Linked DNA regions of Homo sapiens: region 1 is linked to region 2. The links are chromatin loops, found by intact Hi-C in ENCODE. Cell type or tissue: GM12878. All regions are shown on one strand. Each heading gives the region's core, and the rest is flanking DNA. Links, peaks and the distances in the headings are about the cores only.

The links. A loop is a pair of places that touch in the nucleus more often than their neighbours do. Peaks named below come from ENCODE experiments on the same cell type or tissue, not always from the same donor. Only the 100,000 strongest peaks of a DNase experiment are listed, where the experiment ranks them.
Region 1: a loop joins it to region 2, with 3 times the contacts of the local background. A loop is called at or near these places in 1 of 110 quality-filtered maps.

What each region holds. Positions count from the first base shown.
Region 1 is chr16:17,021,991-17,032,195 of GRCh38, reverse strand. No RefSeq gene overlaps it. Among named protein-coding and RNA genes, the nearest start is that of XYLT1, 440 kb to the left of the region's middle. In GM12878, for the core only: a CTCF peak has its summit at 4,525; DNase peaks (open chromatin) are centred at 4,315 and 5,205; H3K4me3 peaks cover 1,958 bases; H3K27ac peaks cover 3,811 bases.
Region 2 is chr16:16,855,826-16,866,030 of GRCh38, reverse strand. No RefSeq gene overlaps it. Among named protein-coding and RNA genes, the nearest start is that of NPIPA7, 480 kb to the right of the region's middle. RefSeq lists an enhancer at 8,487-9,054. In GM12878, for the core only: a CTCF peak has its summit at 4,375 (motif pointing left); a DNase peak (open chromatin) is centred at 4,260; H3K27me3 peaks cover 120 bases.

The DNA.
Region 1 (10,205 bases), core at 1,225-9,224, 170 kb before region 2:
TGAATAAACCCGGGATGTTAGAAATTATGCAAATAAGCTTAAAAAAATCAGAGACTCTGCTAATAAAGATGGAGAGAGGAATAAGGTGCCAAACTGCAATGTGATAATGAGGCTGATCTTAATGCCACTTCTCAGTCCTTGTTTGCAAAATTAAGATCTAAGAGGGGGAGGAAAAGAAAACCACCCCAACCATAAAAGGCAGGGTAGATACCCATGAGATAAAATGGTTGAAGAATGATCCAATTAGGAAATGCAATATAGCTCAGTAAGCCTTATTCCTATTATCACAGAAACCAAGCTTTGTAGTATATTCACTGCTGCAGGAGAAAGTGTAAGGAGAAATTAATGGTTTGATTCTAATTTTTTTTTTTTTTTTTTTTTTTACCAGTGGCAGATATGTTTTTGAATTATTAATCTGTGTTTTCTTTGCTGTATGTTTGGTCTTCCATCTCAAAAGAGATCTTAGGGATTTTTGCCATAGCAATTTGCAGAGGATTCACAAGATAAAGACATGAACTGGATTTATCAGACCAAGGAAGGGAAAACTAGCAGGAAGAGGCAGGATTTCCACCCCTAGAAATGGAAAGGGGGTTGCAGTTGGGAAGTGAGTGTCTTGCAAACAGTGGGAACTTTGGCCTTTATGAAGGAGCAGCACCCAAGAAATTTAGATATCAAAGGAGAAGCTATCAAGTACCCCTCTGAAAGCAGGACCCCAGGGTAAGGGGACAGCAACCCCACAAAAGGGTCTTGGGCTCCAATGTTAAAATAGAAGAAGAGGGTCACATGGTTTCAGGTAGTATGCACATCAACAGAAAGTCCTATCTCAAGGATTCAATTCAATAACTACTGTAATAAACAAACTCTAGGGGTAGGGAAGCCTCAGTATTGACCAAAATTGTTTTTATTTTAAGCAACCTAACTGTTTGAGGGTTTGGGGTGAAGTTTACTAGAAATAAGGAAAATAAAGAAAAAATATTTCTTCCAACTCTGAGACTGAGGACTTGGATGCATGTCTCCTACATGCAAAATGGGTGGAAATTAACCCACATGGACTCCGAAAAAGCATTTTGCATTGAGAAAAATTACTTCAATGGAAAGAACATTATCCCCTTTGTTCTTCCCACTGCCTGCTTAATAATTCCTGAAGCTCCAGTCTGCTGTGACAAGCAAGGCTGGATTTGACTACTCATTCCCCTTTTTTGACCTTGGGGTCCCATTGCTCATGAATTCCTGACGTTAAATATTTCTGTCAGGCAGCGCTGTTTCAAGAAGACTTCAAGTTTTAACAAAACTGAATTAAATATTCAACCAAGAGTATCTCCCTTCTGTGAGTAAAGATATGATTGAAACTTATGTGGTGATTGCTATTATCATCACATGCTATGAGCCAGGTATATAAAGCCAGGATATTTAAGTTTGTCTAGAAGCCAACTGTTACTGTTACCAGGGGCAGGACAGAACCACTCAAATATGGAATTGGGTAACATATGAGAATCATCATGGAAGCTGGAACCATTAGCCCAGATGCGTAGAAGGCTTGCAGCGATGATAATTACACATCATTAGTGCATTTGCAGAATGAGATCTTTTCCTCCAGCAGGAAAGGAAAATCCACCGGTGTAGGTGAACAAAAACCATCATGGTACAATCCATCACCGTCTGGGCCCTGAGAAAAGTGCATTCTTTCCAGGTAATTTTTTTCTGCAGGTATGAGGATACTGGAACCTTCAGTGGAGGGTAATTGGCTAACAGAGAAAATAGCTGTTGTCTGGAGACTAGAGAAGGCTGCACAAGCAGAGTGCCAAAAGTGGTGAGCAGAAGATGTCTCGATTAAAAATAAGAAGTGTTAAGTGTTGGATGGGAACATCATTTGCAAATCTTTGCTCCTATGAAGCCCTTGTACTGGTGGGAGAAGTGAAGGAATTTGGAACTGCATGGCACAGTTTCTCTGGAATTTATGGCTAGACATATTTGTGTGAATGATCTCAGCAGCCCCAATCAATGTAAATACAACATTTAAAACACTGAAATTGCATCATCAATCACAAAAGGAACAGAACTAGTTGGTGAAAAGGTGAGGCCTTTGAGGGCTATGGGATTATGTTCACAATGGGTTGCTTAAGATTGAGTGTTCTAGACAGGCAAGACTTGAATGCCAGCTCCTTCTTTTATTGATGACATTTGTTGAATAAATGGCTCAAAACCCGAATTTACTCCAGTTAGCACTCAGTGCTATCATTTGTGCAATGTGGTATCAAAGTGAAGTCTCCTTTAGCCTAGGTTCCAAAGTGACTGATGAGAAAACTCCAAATAGTCAGTGTTAGAAATACAGTAAGAGTAAGAAATGAATTTCCATTATGCCAAACCACTGAGATTTGGGAGCTGCTTGTTACCACAGCACAACACAGCTCATACTGACTGATACAAACCAAAAATTGTTTCATCTCACTAAGCCTCTGCTTTTTCAATTATACAATAATGATCTCCCTCAAAAGATTATTGTGAGGGTTCTATTAGATATTCCTGTAAAACCACATGGGATTGTGCCTGACATATAGTACATGCTGCAAATGTTAGCTATTCTTACTGAGGAGTATGTAGCCTTCTAGTTAGTTTGTGGCTCTGTCAATGTGAAAAACACCAAGACTAAAAGAAAGGTATAGATATAAGAAAGCAAATATAAATGTACCCTAAGCCTCACCAGCCCGAGGGACAAATGAGGTCAGGAACAGTAATAATTCTCATTTTTTTAGCTCCTGGCTTTAAATGTAAATTCCAGGACCTCTGGACCCACCTTAACATTTCACATGGTCCCTTGTGAAAACAGCTCTGTTGGCTTCTCCCTACAGTCCTCCGTGATGAAAAGTTCAGAAATAAGTTCATGGGACCAGGTGTGGGGTAGACATTACAATAGCAGCTAAGCTTTATTGAACACTTACTCTGTGCAAGGCAAGTTGCTAAGTCCCTTTACATACATTACCATGTTGAACTCTTAATTACCACCATAGGAGCTTGGTTATAATTGTGCTCATTTTGTAGATACATAAACAAGGCCCCTCAAATCTAGTTAACCTCCCTCAATATTACAGAGATAGAAAGTGGGACTAAGAATGTCTGTCCCCAAAGCCAGCAGTCATTATAACTATGTCATTCTCCCCAAGGCCTCATTTATAAACCACCTTCTCAATTGCCCCTTACAACTATCATCATCATGAAAATCAACTCATTCAACTAGATGCTTGTTGAGCCCATAAGACATGCTCAGATGCCTTGAATCCAAGTGGGAGTCAAAATTAGACCCAAAATGAGCCATTACATCCCCGTGACATAAATCACTGTATTCATAAAAAATGGAGAAATTGCAAATGAGCCTACAGCCCAATGGCTTGCACCAAATCTGAAAGATGCCATTTTAAAAAAGAAAGTTAATAGACTTAGAGCAGTCTACTGGGTAGAGAGGCCATTAATATAAGATAAATAATAGTAGTGGGTTGGAAGCAAAGGAGTTCATAAATTCTCACTTGCTTATTAAGGGTGGTATCCTTTGGATTCCCATTTATAATATATATGACTGCATATAAATGAATTATAAATGTATGTTTTGCTTAAATACCAAGCACTGGCTGCTATTCTTCCCTGATGCAGAAAAATTAAGTTACAAAGGAATGAGTTAAGATTGTTTACCATCCTATTATGAAACAGAATACCTCATAGCTGGAAGGGTACTTAGGGATCAACTATCTGTTCCAACTCCATCCCTTTGCATATGAGAAAACTTCTAGTTTAGGCCACACAGGGATTTCCAGTGATTTAAAATTCAAACACACTAGTGGAGCACAAACACATTTTAATTTACTCCCTACCACTGACAGCTCTAATCAAGGCATGAGCCTTCTGTTCAAAGCCAACAACTGATCAGCCTTCATGATGAATGGACACAGAATCCTAATTCATACTGATTCTGGCTTCAGGCCTTTGCTTGTATTTCAGTCCTGAACTTACACCATTATTATCCCTATTACAAAATAGTAGTGATTAGTTTCCATCTGCAGCTGGAACACTGATTGGCCTATCTTTTCAGGGGCATTTATTTAAGGTCACTTAAAACCATTACACTTGTATACGTTGATCCTGGATAAACAGAATAACTATGGTCTAGGGTAAGGATGATGAAAGAAGCCATAAATAAGTTTAGGGAAATCCCAGAGCAGGGGAGCCACTGCTACAGTTCCCAGGAGTCTGTACGATTTATAGAGAAGTTCTTTGACCTACATGGTACCCAAGCCACAGAGTAGAAATGGCCATGGGGATTTTCTGGGTGGGGAAGACTGAGGGCAGCCTTGCAGATCCTCATGCCAGTGTGGTGTGGAGAGAGCAGCCGGAAGCACCTAAGTTTCCACGAAGGGCACAGAAGTGGCCGTGAGAACCAGAGGACCAAAACATTCTCACATTTGGGGATTAGGGATGTGGATGTATTGACCCCAAAACAGATACAGAACCACGATCAATCAGCAGTGGTAGAAACAAAGGGACACATAACTACACTAGGTGGGGACAGGTAACAACAGATGATACTTCCCAAAGTCTGGCATGCCTTAATACTAAAGCCTGCACCTCACACCAGGAACTTTAAACACAGTGGGAAAGACAGAGAGAAATGCAAAGGGTAGAAAGTTGGGTCAACTGAGCAGTATCCACAAGAGACTGAGTTTTAAACCAGAAGTGATTACATTTTCTCTAATTCAATTTTGCAGTGGAAGTGGGTGCTTAAGAGTAAAATGAAATTCAGTTACAGAAAAATAAAATTCTGTTTTCCCTTATCTGAGTTTTCTGATTGGGAAAACATCTGCATCATAAAATAAGTTCTTGATACAGTGCTGGGCTTCATAAGTGATCAGTAACTTTTCGCTGCTGCAGCTACAGTTGCTGTTGTCCTTGTTATTGCTGTTATTATGCTGTGAGCTCCTGGAAGCAGGTACAGTATTTTTTGTTTGTTTCTGTCTTTCCAATGTTTATCACAGAATAGGTTCCTCAGCACATATTTGCTGACTGGACACCCGAATTTACCACCATACCCCCTTCCCCCACTAGCACTCAATGCTATTATTCATGCAACCTGGAGCCAAAGTGACATCTCCTTTAGACTAGGTTCCTAAGTGACTGATGAGAGAGCTCCAACAACCAGGGTTAGAAATAGAATGTGAGTAAAAAACAAATTTCCATCATGCTAAACCACTGAGATTTGGGGGCTGCGTGTGGTAACCACAGCACATCCTGTCTGATACAAACTAAAATTGAAATGTACTTGAGAAGAATTACCTAGTCTGTAGCATACTGTTTTACCTCCTTTATGTCATTGAATTTTTACTCTCTGTATTTTATAGTCAATGAATCTGAAATTCCATGCTATTAAATCATGTGTCTAAAGTCACAGTCAGTAAGGGACAGGGCCATCTGAGTCCAGAATTCTAGAATTTTCCATTACACTAGACTGCCCCCAGATGAAGACTTTTTTTTTTTTTTTTTTTTGAGATGGAGTCTCACTTTGTCACCCAAGCTGGAGTGCAGTGGAGTGATCTCTGCTCACTGCAACCTCTGCCTCCTGGGTTCAAGCAATTCTCCTGCATCAGCCTCCCAAGTACCTGGGATTATGGGCGTGCACCATCACACCCAGATAATTTTTGTGTTTTTAGTGGAGGCGGGGTTTCACCATGCTGGCCAGACCAGTCTGGAACTCCTGACCTCAGGTGATCCACCCACCTCTGCCTCCCAAAGTGCTGGGATTACAGGCATGAGCCACTGTGCCTGGCCCTAAATGAAGATTTTCTTATACCTACTTCTCTAATATACATTTTACTTTGAATATAATAGGAGATAGCTACTTGATCTATATTACTTTCCACTTTTCCAAACAGAATTAAAGTAAGTAAGATTTAAGGTAGGGGAGAAGGAAAGCTGGATGGCAGTTCGGAGAAATCCAGGGTGAAAATGAAAAACCATGATCTTAAACTTTGGTGTATATGTCCCCAGTAGGAACAGCAACATATATACAATATGGCAGAAAGTACAACATGGCGGAAAACTCTGATGGAGAAAATAAGCATCCAGTTTTCCTGTAGACTGGGATGGAATAAAAAAGAATAATAGACGTATTGGCAAGGATGTAGAGTGACTGGAACTCCCACACAATGCTAATGGGAATATAAAATACAGAGTAACTCAATTACTCTGGAACACAATTTGCCAGTTCCCAATAAAATTAAATAAGACCCCAGTTTCAATCTTAGAGTTATACCCAAGAGAAACAAGTATGTATTATATTAGGCCATTTTTCACATTGCCATAAAGAACTTCCCAGAGACTGGATAACGTATAAAGGAAAGAGGTTTAATTGACTTACGGTTCTGCATTGCTGGGAAGGCCTCAGGAAACTTACAATCACGGTGGAAGGCAAAGGAGAAGCATGCACATCCTTAACAAGGCTGCAGGAGAGAGAGAGCAGGGGAAATCGTCACTTACATCACCATCAGATCTTGCGAGAACTCACTATCACTAGAACAGCATGGGGGAAACCACCCCTGTGATCCAATCACCTCCCTCCCACTAAGTCCCTCCCCTGAAATATGCGGATTACAATTTGAGATGAAATTTGAGTGGGGACACAGCCAAACCATCTCATGGATGCCCACAAAAACATTTGTACAAGAATGCTCATAGAAACTTTATTCTTACTAGTCCCAAACTGGAAACAATGCAAAGGTCTATAAAAAGGAAAAGAGATAATTGCTGTATGCAAATACAATGTAATACGAAACATTAATACAAATAGAATGAAATGTGGTAAAACCAAATAACATGGATGATTTTCAAAAATATTTTGGGCAAAAGAAGCTAGAAACAAAAGAGTACCTTCTGGATCATGCCATTTATATGAATGGCAAAAACAGGAAAGCTAAGCTACAGTGATTGAGATCAGACAGTGGTTACATCCAACAGTGGGGTAACTTTAATAGGTCATGAGGGATTTTTCTAAGGTAATGAAAATGTTCTGTGACTAGATCTGGATGGTGGTTACCTAAGGCATATACCTGTATACAAATCCATTGATCCGTATACTTAGGATTTGTGCATTTTAGTGTATATAAGCTATACCTCAACAAAATAAGAAAAATAGTTTAAAGAGAATGATAAAAATGTTATCTACATCTCAAGATGGCAAGCACGGCTGTAGGATCTTGCAGGTTTGGGCACTCCTACTCTGCCACAGGGGGCTCGGCTCTGGAGTCTGAATACAGAACTGACCCACTCCTAGGATGATACATCCGCAAGACTAGCGTGGGTATTCTGCAAGGGGTGGAAACCTTGGTAACAAATATTTGTCAATGGCAACAATGACTGCTGCAGGCCTGTGCAGTGTGTGTATGATACTAGAGCATCGGTGTGGATACCTATGGCTGAATCTGTGGTCCACGGAGATGACACTTCAAGAGACACCTCTGAGCCATCCAGAACAGAAAACAAAAGCACCTTCAATAATGATACCCACAGGGCCGGGCACGGTGGCTAACACCTGTAATCCCCTCACTTTGGGAGGCAGAGGCAGACAGATTGCTTGAGCTCAGGAGTTCGTGATCAGCCTGGGCAACATGGTAAAACCCTGTCTCTAACAAAAATAAATAAATAAAATAACGTAGCAAGGCGTGGTGGCACACATCTGGGGTCTCAGCTACTTAGGATGCTGAGGAGGGAGGATCTCTTGAGCTCAGGGGACAGAGGTTGCAGTGAGCCAAGAATGCGCCTCTGCACTCCAGCCTGGCTGACAAGAGCGAGACCCCATCTCAAAAATAATAATAATAGGGGCCTGTCGTGGGGTGGGGGCATGGGGGAGGGATAGCATTAGGAGAAATACCTAATGTAAATGACGAGTTAATGGGTGCAGCAAACCAACACGGCACATGTATACATATGTAACAAACCTGCACGTTGTGCACATGTACCCTAGAACTTAAAGTATAATAAAATAAATAAAAATAAATAATAACAACACCCACAGAAAACACAGGACCCATCTGGGCTTTATTTTTCCCAAAAACTCACAAGTCCTAAGATACTTGTATAACCTCAAGAAGGGACAAGGATCTCTTAAAAATGACTACATTGAATTTCTTCTCCTCAAATTATGAAGTCTAAGGTAGAGAACCAGGTTCAGTGTTTATTACGTGTTCCTAAGTATTATGAATACTAAAGTCATTTTTTGTTTTTAAACACACGGCCCTTGCAAATGCTACCTGCCAGAAGGGGGAAAGCAAATTTAACTTCCTCATACCCAAACCCTCAGCTTTCTCAGCCAGCCTCACCCACTTGCGGCTGTATAACCCAGGGAAGGTAACCTTCTCTCCCTGGGACTCAGTATTCTCATCTACAAAATGGGGATGACAGCTCTTCCTCACAGAATGGTTTTGAGGATTAAATATCAAAACGTTTTGAGGATTAAATATCAAAATATGTGTCATCCAGAAAGCCCCATGCAGACCAACTACTGGTTGACTCAACTCACTTTCCAGCTGTTTGCTCAGAGATGGGGGACACAGAGACACGATTAAGTGTGAAGACAGGTCCATTTTCAGAGATAAACTTGCTGAGGCCCGCAGCTGGAAGCCCAAATTCACTTACTGACACTGCGACTACTCAGATGCAGCCAGGTAGAAACAGATGCAATGACCCAGCAAATTTGAGAGGTGGGGAGACCATCAGGGGACATTTGAGGAAAGAAAGGAACAGCTTGAGCAGATTTCTGAGGGTGGCTGTCTTAGAGGTTGAATTTGCCAGGCTGCCCGAGATAAAGTTTTCTTGCACTTTCTTCCCCATGAAGTAAACATGTGCGCGCGCACACACGCACACAATTTCAGAGCATGGAGACAGGTGGAATATCATAAAATCTAGTTTTAAACCTTGTTTCTCATGGGCAGCCAGATTTCTCCCTTTCTCACTGCCCCCTCCTGCCCTAACTAGAAACATTCATCCCCCTCACGATTCTCTGTGTGTCAGATTTCCCCATATAACAAAAGCAAATCAGGAGGCCTGCTAAGCAGTCTGGTCTGTGAAAGCCTCAGGAGAAAAACCGTGAGAGCAGGTGTGGTCCTAGCCTGCCCCTAGCCCACCACACAACACCGGTTGTCACTTCGTTTCTCCCCAGCCTCTGTTTCTCCATTGGCAAAACCAGAGTTTGAAGCAATTACTCACTCCCATTAGAAATTTGTGATTTCCAATTTTATAAATTATTAAACAGTGGGATGCTAGCAGATAGTTACTTAAAAGACCAAATAAAAGGACATTTTCAATTCATCATTCAACAAACATTCTTCAAACTACAAATTGAGAATGCAGTGACAAGGCAAGACATGTCTCTTTTCCTCAAGGAAGTTATACTCTAGTGATGAACAATGAACAGAACAAGGAAATTAACACTGAAGAGGTCAGCTTGCTAGTCTTGTGAGATACACACAGTGAACACACACAGGAAGGGTATTTATAAGGACTGGAGGGCAGGAAGGCTTCCCAAAGGATGAGATGCTTCAACTGGGACCTTTTTAAACATTTTCCTCATTGTAAACATATTGATAAATAAAAAGAACATGAGGCTGGGTACAGTGGCTCATGCCTGTAATCCCAGCACTTTGGAAGGCAAAGACAGATGGATTACTTGAGGTCAGGAGTTCGAGACCAGCCTGGCCAACATGGTAAAACCCCGTCTCTACTAGAAATACAAAAATTAGCCAGGTGTGGTGGTACATGCCTGTAATCCCAGCTACTTGGGAGGCTGAGGCAGGAGAATCGCTTGAACTCGGGAGACGGAAGTTGCAGTGAGCCATCGTGCCATGGCGCTGGGCAACAAGAGCGAAACTCTGCCTCAAAAAACAAAACAAAACAAAACAAACAAAAAGGAAATGAAAATTACCCATAGTCCCACCCCTCTGAAACATCCCCCCTTGCACACATTGATATATAATTCTTCCAGTGTTCTGTATGATATACATGTACGGACACCTTTTTAAAAAGATGGATTTATATAATTTTTAATTTTTCACTTAATACATTGCAAACATCTTCTGAAGAAATTAAGTCACTTTAATAACCTTCATACTATTCTATTGAACAAATATGCCATCATTTGTTTAATGAAGATTATAAACAGGTTGTTTACA
Region 2 (10,205 bases), core at 1,212-9,211:
GCCCCAAAACACACACAACAACTGCTTCTATGAAAATGACTCACATTTATCAGTTATATGTGCTGAACTTCAACATAAGATTTTACTTGAAGGGTTCAAGAAAATTAAAAGAAAAAAATAGTTGTAAACCTCAGATTGTGTACAGCCCTCCTAATTTACAGGTGGGAAGTAGGTAATTCATGTGTCTCTACAGCTGGGACACTTTGGGGATCTTTGGGTGACTTACAGAAGGCAGAAACTTAATGTCTGGACCCGAGACTTTTAGGACCCCCCGCTGACCCTTGCCATCTCCTTGGAATAAGTGGCAGAAAATGTTCTGGTCCAAATCTGACTCAAACAACTGTCACACTTTTGACCCCAGCTATCAACTTGCAAGCTGACAACAAGAATAGAAATAGCACTAAGAGATAACACTTATTTAGAAACAGGATGTCTCTCTGTTGCCCAGGCTGGAGTACGGTAAATACATAGTGCTTCAAAAGTCAGATCAAGACTGGGTGCAGTGGCCAAGGCTGTAGGATCATTTGAACCTAGGAGTCTGAGACCAGCCTGGGCAACACAGCGAGGCCCTATCTTTACAAAGTAAAAAATAAAATTATCCAGGTGGGGTGGTCCATGCCTGTAGCCTGAGCTACTCAGGAGGCTGAGCCAGGAGGATTGCTTGAGCCCAGGAGTTCAAGGCTGCAGTGAGCCATGATCATGCTACTGCACTCCAACCTGGGAGAGAGAGCAAAGCAAGACCCTGTCTCAGAAGAAGAAGGAGAAGAAGAAGGATTATCTCCCTTCTCACTCCCCCTTCCACATCCCAAACCATTACCACAAATGCTGACACTGACATGACAAGTGAAGGGTGACTGGAGGAGAGTCGTATGAGAGTCAACAGCACTGTTACATTTGATTTTTAATTTCTGACGGAGGCTTTCCATTTTCCAGCTAGGCTATGATGAGCCATCTTAGAGGTCCAGACCACACACCAAAAATTCTAAACATACTTCCTAATTCTACCTTTCCCAATCTGTAGGGTTGTGGGTGGCAGGGGAAGGGGTAGGGAGGAGGGAGGCAGACGGCACCTTCTGTTTCTGTCTGATTGCCCTTTTCCACTCTACGTGGGAATGGCAGAGGTGCCAATCAAACGATACCACCTATTAGCAGAGCAGGTGACATAAGGAAAGCCAATGAGGTTCTTCCACCCTGGTCTTCAAATCTGGAGCACAAATTACATGAGGATGAAAGGTGCTTAGGCCTCTGTCACCCTTGACAGCATTCTGGAAGGAGAGCCACAAATCCCTCCTGCCAAGATCCCTGGAGCAGCTCTGACTCCCGATGTTGCTGAAGGCTGTGTATTCATCAGCTTCCTGGTGTCCTCACCAATGCCCTTTCGCTATTGTTTAAGTCAGAGTTGATTGCTGCAACTTGTCCTGATAAAAGTGAATAAAATTAACCTTTAGCAAACTTGTCTCCAGATAGAACTTGCCCAGCTCCATTAATTGGGTATCAAAGGATGCAGTTATGCACATCTTGATTCATTTAAAGCTATCGGACTTAGGAAAATGTCAGCTATTAACAAAGGAAGCAAATCTTGAGATGTTTCCCATTCCCCTTGGAATTCACCGTTGAGTCTTAATTTCAAGACCTTGCATATTAGCTAGCTATTGTTGCATAATGAACCACCCTGAAATTCAGTGGGTTAAACAGTAAGAATCTGGAGCTAGGCATGGTGGCTCACGCCTGTAATTCCAGCCCTTAGGGAGGCCAAGGTGGGCGGATCACGAAGTCAGGGGTTCAAGTGAAAGCCTGTCTCTACTAAAAATACAAAAATTAGCTGGGCATGGTGGTGGGTGCCTGTAATCTCAGCTACTCAGGAGGCAGGTTGCAGTGAGCCAAGATCGTGCCACTGTACTCCAGCCTGGGTAAAAGAGCGAAACTCCATCTCAAAGGAAAAAAAAAAAAAAAAAAAGTACGAATCTGTTATCTCCCAGGAAACTATGGATTACCTGGGTGGGTTTTCTTATCTCAGCTAGGGTCTGCAGTCCATGGTCCTCGGTCAGTAGATAGTTTTACTCTAGGCTGGACTGTATCTTGCAATTTTTAGCAATTGTATTTTTAGCATAGACAGGGTAGGGCAGTTTGCCTGTTGTACACGTGGTGTCTCATCCTCCAGCAGATTAGCCCAGGCTCACGCACACAGGAGAGCAGGGCTCGGAAGGAGACAACAGAACTGTGCAAAGCCTCTGAGGCCTAGACTTGGTGCTACCAATTCTGCAGATTCTGCTGAACAAAGCAAGACACAGGCTAGCCGTGATTCAAAGAGTGAGGAACAGACTCCATGTCTTGATAGCAGGAGCTGCAAAGTGATATTGCAATGGCCAGGGGGGACATGGAGGAGAATTTGGGCTATTTTTGCCAGCAATCTACCATACCATGTAAAATTTGTCACGTAGATTGATAAAATAGTCACCCGGAGGTGTTTAGTTACTTGTGCAAAGTCACACATTGTTTTAGAGCCGGGCTTCCTCACCTCAGGACTATTGACATGTTAGACGGGATCATTATGTGCTTGGTGGGAGGGGGTGGCCCTGTGCATTGTAGGATGTTTTGCCACATCCCTGGCCTTTACCCAGGAGATGCTAATATAACCCGCCCCCAACTTATGACAACCAAATATGTCTCCAGACATTACCTAATGTCCCCTGGGGTGCAACCTCCTCTACCCCCAGACTGGTCTAGAGCCAGGAATTCTACATTCCCCTCCACCCAATACTGGACTCTTCTTGAGAAAATAATTCTCAACAGAATTCAAACTGAGAAGGGGGTACAATTATCACTACAGTTTAGAGGAGACAAGACCAGCTCCCTCTCTCTCCTCTCTATCCTTCTTTATTTGTTCTGTCTGGTTCTCCATGCATCTGAACCTAAACTGTCTTAAAAGGTTCCCCCCAACCTCTACACTTCACACGTGGTACCCCAAGCTTCCCTCCCTCCCTGTCTCCACCACTCACTCACATTGCCAATCCGAACTAGTTCCCGGCAACAGGAAACATTCACCCTACAAGATATTAGTAGGCCCGTTTTCAATCTCAGTTAACTTTTACAGCAGTTTCTCCCATTTGCCAGGTGCCCTGGCTGAATGTGAAAGCATTTGCTGTTTCCTTCACTGGATATTTTTCATCCCATGTCAATTAGCATGATGAAGGGAATCTAATAATGATGTATGGGCTGTGCTGGTGCGGCCGGCGCCAATGGCCCTGCAAGGAGGGTGGATTGTTAAGTGCAGCTCAGCCTCAGGCCTGACCTGCCCTGGATGCCCCAGGACCTGAGTTCCCCAGGTTTCTTGACGGTGCCCAATGATTCACTTCTAGATGCAATTTGACATCCTCCCATCCCAAAAACAAACAAAAAACAACAACAAAAGACAAGAAGAACTTTTGTATCCAAGGAGGTCAGAGCTAATAGAGGTTGAGAGATCATTCTATCCAACCTCCTATACATAAACCAACTTGACCCCAGAAAGGTCAATAGGCTTGTCCAAAGTCAGCCAGTGAATTAAGACCTAATCCAAATGTAAAATTTGGATTTTCTGACTCCCAGCTCAATAATTTTTTATACTTTGTTTTCTGCTTTCAAAACACCTACTTTTTTTTTTCTTTCTAGCCTCTATTTTCCTAGCCACCATCTCTTTTTTCTTTTTTTTTTTTTTTTTTTTTTTGGTTGAGATGTAATCTCACTCTGTTGCCCAGGCTGGAGTGCAGTGGTGTGATCTCAGCTCACTGCAGCCTCCACCTCCTGGGTTCAAGCAATTCTCCTGCCTCAGCCTCCCGAGTAGCTGGGATTACAGGTATGCCCCACCACGCCTGTCTAATTTTTGTATTTTTAGTAGAGACAGAGTTTCACCATGTTGGCCAGGCTGGTCTCGAACTCCTGGCCTCAAGTGATCCACCCAACTGGGCCTCCCCAAAGTGCTGGGATTACAGGTGTGAGCTACCATGCCAGGTCCCCAAGCTACCTTATTCTTAATTGAGACTTAACAGGTATTGAGGGCTTTACAGAAAGAGAACTCTGGGTTACAGGACTCAGTCTCTTCCTGCAGGGATCTCACGATCTAATTTGGGGACGGGGGAGGAGGAGAAAACAGGTGCAAACATAACCAACACACATGTCAGAACTTGTTCAGTCCAAGAGCCACTACAGGTTCACTCCATGTCACAGTGTGGGCATGACTTTTGCCCTCTGCAGGTGTCACTGAAAACAAAATCAATTCATCTTCAGCCCTAGGCCAGAGGGATGGTACGAACCAGGGCCCAGGATTGGAACATTGAGCATTAATTTCTGCAGCCTGCCCTGGGGACAGGAAATTCTGATAAATTCAGAAGCAGCGACATCTGGTGGTCCTGTGGGAGAGCAAGCGCGCCTCCCCAGACGAAATTTTCCCAGAGCCTCCTCAGATAGTTTCTGGCTAAAAAGTGAGCTGGCTCCATAGAATGACCCTATTCATGTAACATGGAAATACTAGATAGAGTTGCAGAGAAATGTATAATGATATTTCAAGGAAAAGGTTCAGCAACATGTTAAAAGAGGTATCTCTGAGTGATTTATTTCAACTGATAAAGTATTTTGTACTTTGTACCGCTTTGTATCATTTCATTTTTTAAAGCAATGAACATACATCTTTTTAACCAATAAAAACAATAAAAAATTATAGTCATTTTGGAAGGGAAGAAATTAATGGACAGACCCTAAGGGCGTCTCAATCCAGAATAAATTATTAAGCTACTCTTTTGTGCTGGCTAACTTTTGCACAGGAATAAAAGCAGGTCAAAATGAAACTTACAGGGTAGCCTTGAAGAGGATAAACAAGACAGAGATATCACACGAGGACAAGAATAATAGCCAGATCAGTAAATATAAAAACACCTTATTGATGGATACCCCATTTACCTTGATGTGTTTATTCCACATTACATGCCTGTATCAAAATATCTCACTTACCCCATATATATATACACCTACTATGTACTCACAAAAATTAAAAAATAAAAATAAACGCCTTATGAAATGCCAAGTAATTTACAAAGTACTTTAATGATCCTGTAACTTGTAAGACGCTTATACCCATGGCGTGGAGAGATGCCCACAAATCATGTTCTCGTCTCTGTTTGAGCCAGGCTTAAGCTATATCAACTACTGCAATAGTAATAAAACTAAAATTGATTGAATAGTTTCAATGTCAGGCACCGTGCCAAGAGCACTCTGTGCGTTATCCCATTTCATCTTCACAACAACCCCATGGAGTCAGTAATATTATGATCCATTAATAGATGGTGTTACTGAAACTCAGACAGCTGACATCTCACCCATTAACTCATAAGACCCATGAGACTAAACACAATATCATATTTGGCTGTACATCCCCAGTACCCATATGGTGATTCCTGGGTGGATGAATGGATGTATACACGGTGTGTTGGGAAAGGCACAAAACCATGAGGGTAAAAAAATGAAATTTCTGTTGAAATGAGCCTTTACTGAGCACCTACAATGTACCACACAGGCTGGTAGGTGCAGAGTTAAAAGATGTGTAAGAACAAGTCCCATGGTGTTGCATTCATTGAGAAAGAGACCCTAGACAAGGGTCACTTTTATGCCGGGGATCTGAATTCTATTATTATTATTGTCATTATATCATTAGGATCACAATAGAAAACAGAGGAAATGTTCATTTGGCACAATTGGAAGAGTTTGTTACTAATTTCAAAGCTGGAAAGGTGAAGTTTGGTGATGCTCAAACATGAGCGTGCTTCAGAATCACCTAGACCTAGAGATCTGGTCAAAATGCAGACTGCGGAATCAACCCAAATGTCCATCAATGATAGACTGGATCAAGAAATTGTGGTACATATACACCATGGAATACTATGCAGCCATAAAAAGGAATGAGATTATATCCTTTGCAGGGACTTGGATGGAGCTGGAAGCCATTATCCTCAGCAAACTAATGCAGGAACAGAAAACCAAACACTGTATGTTCTCAGCTAGAAGTGGGAGCTGGACAATGAGAACACATGGACACAGGGAGGGGAACAACACACACTGGGGCCTGTCAGGGGTGGGCTAGGGGAAGGGAGAGCATTAGGAAAAATAGCGAATGCATGCTAGGCTTAATACCTAGGTGATGGGTTGACAGGTGCAGCAAACCACCATGGTACATGTATACCAATGTAACAAAAACTGCATATCCTGCACATGTACCCCAGAACTTAAAATAAAAATAAAAATTAAAAACAGATGCAGACTGCTGGGCCCCACCCCTAATTTCAAGCTCAGAAGGGCTGGGAGGTAGCCCCAAGTCTGCAATTTTAATGTGTTTCCAGGTGATGCCAATCTCCCGCAAGGGAACCACTGCAAGGGTGAGAGCAGTCACCCGAGGCCAGCAGCAGTGGAGGAGCTGCCACTGCCTCCAAGCTTGGGGGAACAAGGACAGGGAATAGTTGCCAAGACCTGGAAAGAGGGAGTCGTGTAGGTACAGAAGGCCACTAGAAAGGAGCAGGCTTTTGGTGGAGGAACACAATCCGGCGGAGACCACCTTTAGGGGATGAACACTGCAGCCTCCCACTCCTGCCTCACTCCTCCCTCCTCTCTCCTTTCTCCTCCTAATTGGTCAAACCCAGCCAGAGGTGATGACGTTCCAATGACTCCATCTGCCATGGAAGGAACAAGGTGGAGGTGGGTGAAGAGCACATCCAGGGGATGGATGGAACATAATTGACCCACATGTGTTGAATTTAAAGTATCAGTAGGGGTTGGGCACAGTGACTCACACCTGTAATCCCAGTGCTTTGGAGTGGGGTCCCTCTTTGGCGGGCCGACGCAGGATGATTGCTTGAGGCCAGAAGTTGCAGACCAGCCTGGGCAACATAGTGAGACCTCGTCTCTAATTTACAACGTAGCTGGGTATGTTGCTAAGTGTTCCAAGCACTAATAATAGTATGCCTGCAGTTCCAGCTCCTCGGGAGGCTGAAGCAGGAGGGTCACTTGAGCCCAGGACTTCGAGGCTGCAGTGAGCTATGACCACACCACTGGACTCCAGCCTGAGTGACAGAGTGAGACCTCATCTCAAAAAAATAAATAATCAGGGCCAGGCAAGGTGGCTCACACCCGTAAGCCCAGCACTTTGGGAGGCCAATGTGGGCGTACTACCTGAGGTCAGGAGTTCGGGACTAGCCTGGCCAACATGCCAAAACCCCATCTCTACTAAAAATACTAAAATTAGCCGGGCATGGTGGTGGGCTCCTGTAATCCCAGCTACTTAGGAGGCTGAGGCAGGAGAATTGCTTGAGCCTGTGAGGCGGAGGTTTCATTGAGCCACAATCATGCCACTGCACTCCAGCCTGGGTGACAGAGTGAGACTTCATCTCAACAACAACAAAAAATTAAAATAAATAACTAAATAAATAATCCGTGGGATACTCAAGAGGAGATGCTGAAAAGGAAGCAGCATAAGCTGGAGCTCAGAGAAGAAATCCCAGTGACCAAGAATGCAGCCTGTCAGGTCTGCACTGCTGGGGACCCGGCCAAGATGCCCAAAGATTCAGTGGTGGGTGCAAGGAGAGAAGAGAGATTCCAAGTCTTGCTCACAGTATTTGAGAAGCCTGGCCAAAGAGGCACTTTGTAGAGGGCAGGACAAGCAGGGAGAAGAACTGAGATGATGATGAGGTTCAGGGAAGAAACTGGGAGGGTGGGATAGAAAGATAACTTGATACAGCTCAACCACCAGCCCCAACCAAAAAAAAGGTCAAGAAGCAGCAGGAAACTGCTAAGTCAATATCAAATGTGGCTCAACACAGGCAGCTGCCCCAGGGAAGTTCCATCCACATGCTCAGACAGCCTGACTCACCCACTCAACAGACAACTCCCTCTGGAATTGAGACACCCTCTTCTTGTGCCTTTGATTTCACGATTCCCCCTCCCACTCCCGTTCAGTTCCACAAAGCTTCATCCAGAATCTGTCTGCCAACTGCCAATTGTGAAGTGCAGTACGGCATGACGTTTTTAAATTTGGGAGAATTTGGAGAACTTTATGAGAATGCCTCAGAAAATTGGGATCACCAAGGAGGTCCTCCCCCTCTTCAATATTGTTTTTCATAAGCCTTCTGGTGCCTCAAATTTCACCATTAAAGATTCATTCCTTTGGCTTAAGGCTTTAATCCTCTATTAAATGTAAATCTCACTGACAAGCCGATAGTGTTTGGGGAATGAGGTCATACATTAAGCCTTATCTATCACTGACACCTCAATGAGAGCAAGTTGACAGTCTTTTCAAGAGCCAGGTTTAATAGGGGAGAAGGGAGATAAATGTAAAGGTATGGAGAAACTTAGCAGCAAAGGGAGAGATACTCAAGGGGATAGGATCAGAAACCAATGTTTATTGAGGCATTATGCTACTAAGAAAAAGAAGAATAGCTACCTTTTACTGACTGCTTAAATGTGTCAGGTTCCATGCTGTGTTTTTTACATATGGGGGCATCATTTACTGAGATACCTGTTTGTGTTTGTTCTTGTTGCTGAAGGATGCTCAAAAGATCAAGAGGGATTTTCCCTGCCTCATCTGAAAAACAAGTAAACAACCCTTGTGCTCTGAGACTGTTCTTCTTTATATCCCATTGGTTAGGGTGCTCTTAGGCAATAAAATATCCAAAGAAAAGTGGCTTAAACAGTGGGGAAAATGTCTCATCTCATCTCCCATCAGAAGGAGTCTGGAGGGAGGAGGCTCCTGGGTAAGTGATGTCATTAAGGACGTGGGCTCTCTTGGGTTTGGTCATGCTCAGCAGGTAACCTTGGTCCTTGAGATTCTTCCCTTTGATGCTCAATTGTCATGACATTGGACCAAACAAAAGGGGTTTTCCCCACTCTGTGTCTTGTCTTATAAACAAAGACTCAGTCTCCTACCAACTCACCATTCTGATATCTTTTAGGATATGACCATCATGTGCTTGGTCCAAGATGGCAGCAGCTGCATAGGAGACAGCAAGATGGAAGAAGAAAAGAACATCAAAGGGCAGGTATGTCCCTTAAAGAAGGCTCCCAGAAGCTGCCACCCACACTTTCTACCTAAATCTCTTTGTCCAGAACTCAACCACATGGCTATCCCTAGCTATGAGGCAGGCTGCAAAATGTCAGCCTTATTCTAGGCATTTCCTGTGTAGCTAAACATTCTGTTGGTGTGAGTGAAGAAGAAACTGGCTACTGAGGACAACTAGAGTCAATATTAACTCAGTAGAAACTATGAGACTTCCAGGACATAAGACTCATCCCAGCTTTGTTTAGGAAACATAAGCTCATTCATGAGGAAGGAAAATAGATCGGGGAGACAGTTGGGGTTTGGGGTGCCTGGAGGCAGGTAAAGCCTTGGCCTCCCATAACATTGAAGAGTGTGGAGGTTTGGGGTTTTCACAGGTGATTAGAACTGGGCTGTCTTTGAACACAGATCTCAGGGATACCAGGGTGGTTGGATACAGTGCCAAGACTTGGACAGCACTGGCAAAATTCCATGTGGTCAAACTTCTGGCTAGAAGAAAATACAATGGTCTTGAGGAACAGCCCTGGGTCTGTCGAGAGAACAAAGGCTGAGAAAGCAAGCAGGACAAACTCAGGAGCATCATGGAGCAGAAAGAGCAGCAGGAACTCTGGTGACTCCAAGGACTGAGGTCCAGGCCCCTCCCTCATGTTTTTTCCTTTTTTTTTTTTTTTTTTTTTTTTTTTGAGACACCGTCTTGCTCTGTCACCCAGACTGCAGTCTAGTGGCACAATCTCAGCTCACTGCAGCCTCCACCTCCGGGGTTCAAGCAATTCTCATGCCTCAGCCTCCCGAGCAGTTGCAACTACAGGCTCGCACCACCACACCCGGCTAATTTTTGTATTTTTAGTAGAGATGGGGTTTCACCATGTTAGCCAGGCTGGTCTTGAACTCCTGACCTCAAGCGATCCGCTCACCTTGGCTTCCCAAAGTACTGGGATTATAGGCATGAGCCACTGCACCTGGCCCCCTCCCTAATTTTTAAATCCCAAATAAGGGATTTAAAAGACCATTTATATCTTTGGGGATTGGTAGGGAATGCTCCTAAAGAAATCTGTGATTTATTTTCTCAACACTGTAGTTCTTGAGAGCCTACAGCCAGATTTACTCTGATTAAAACAAGTAAAGTGGATGA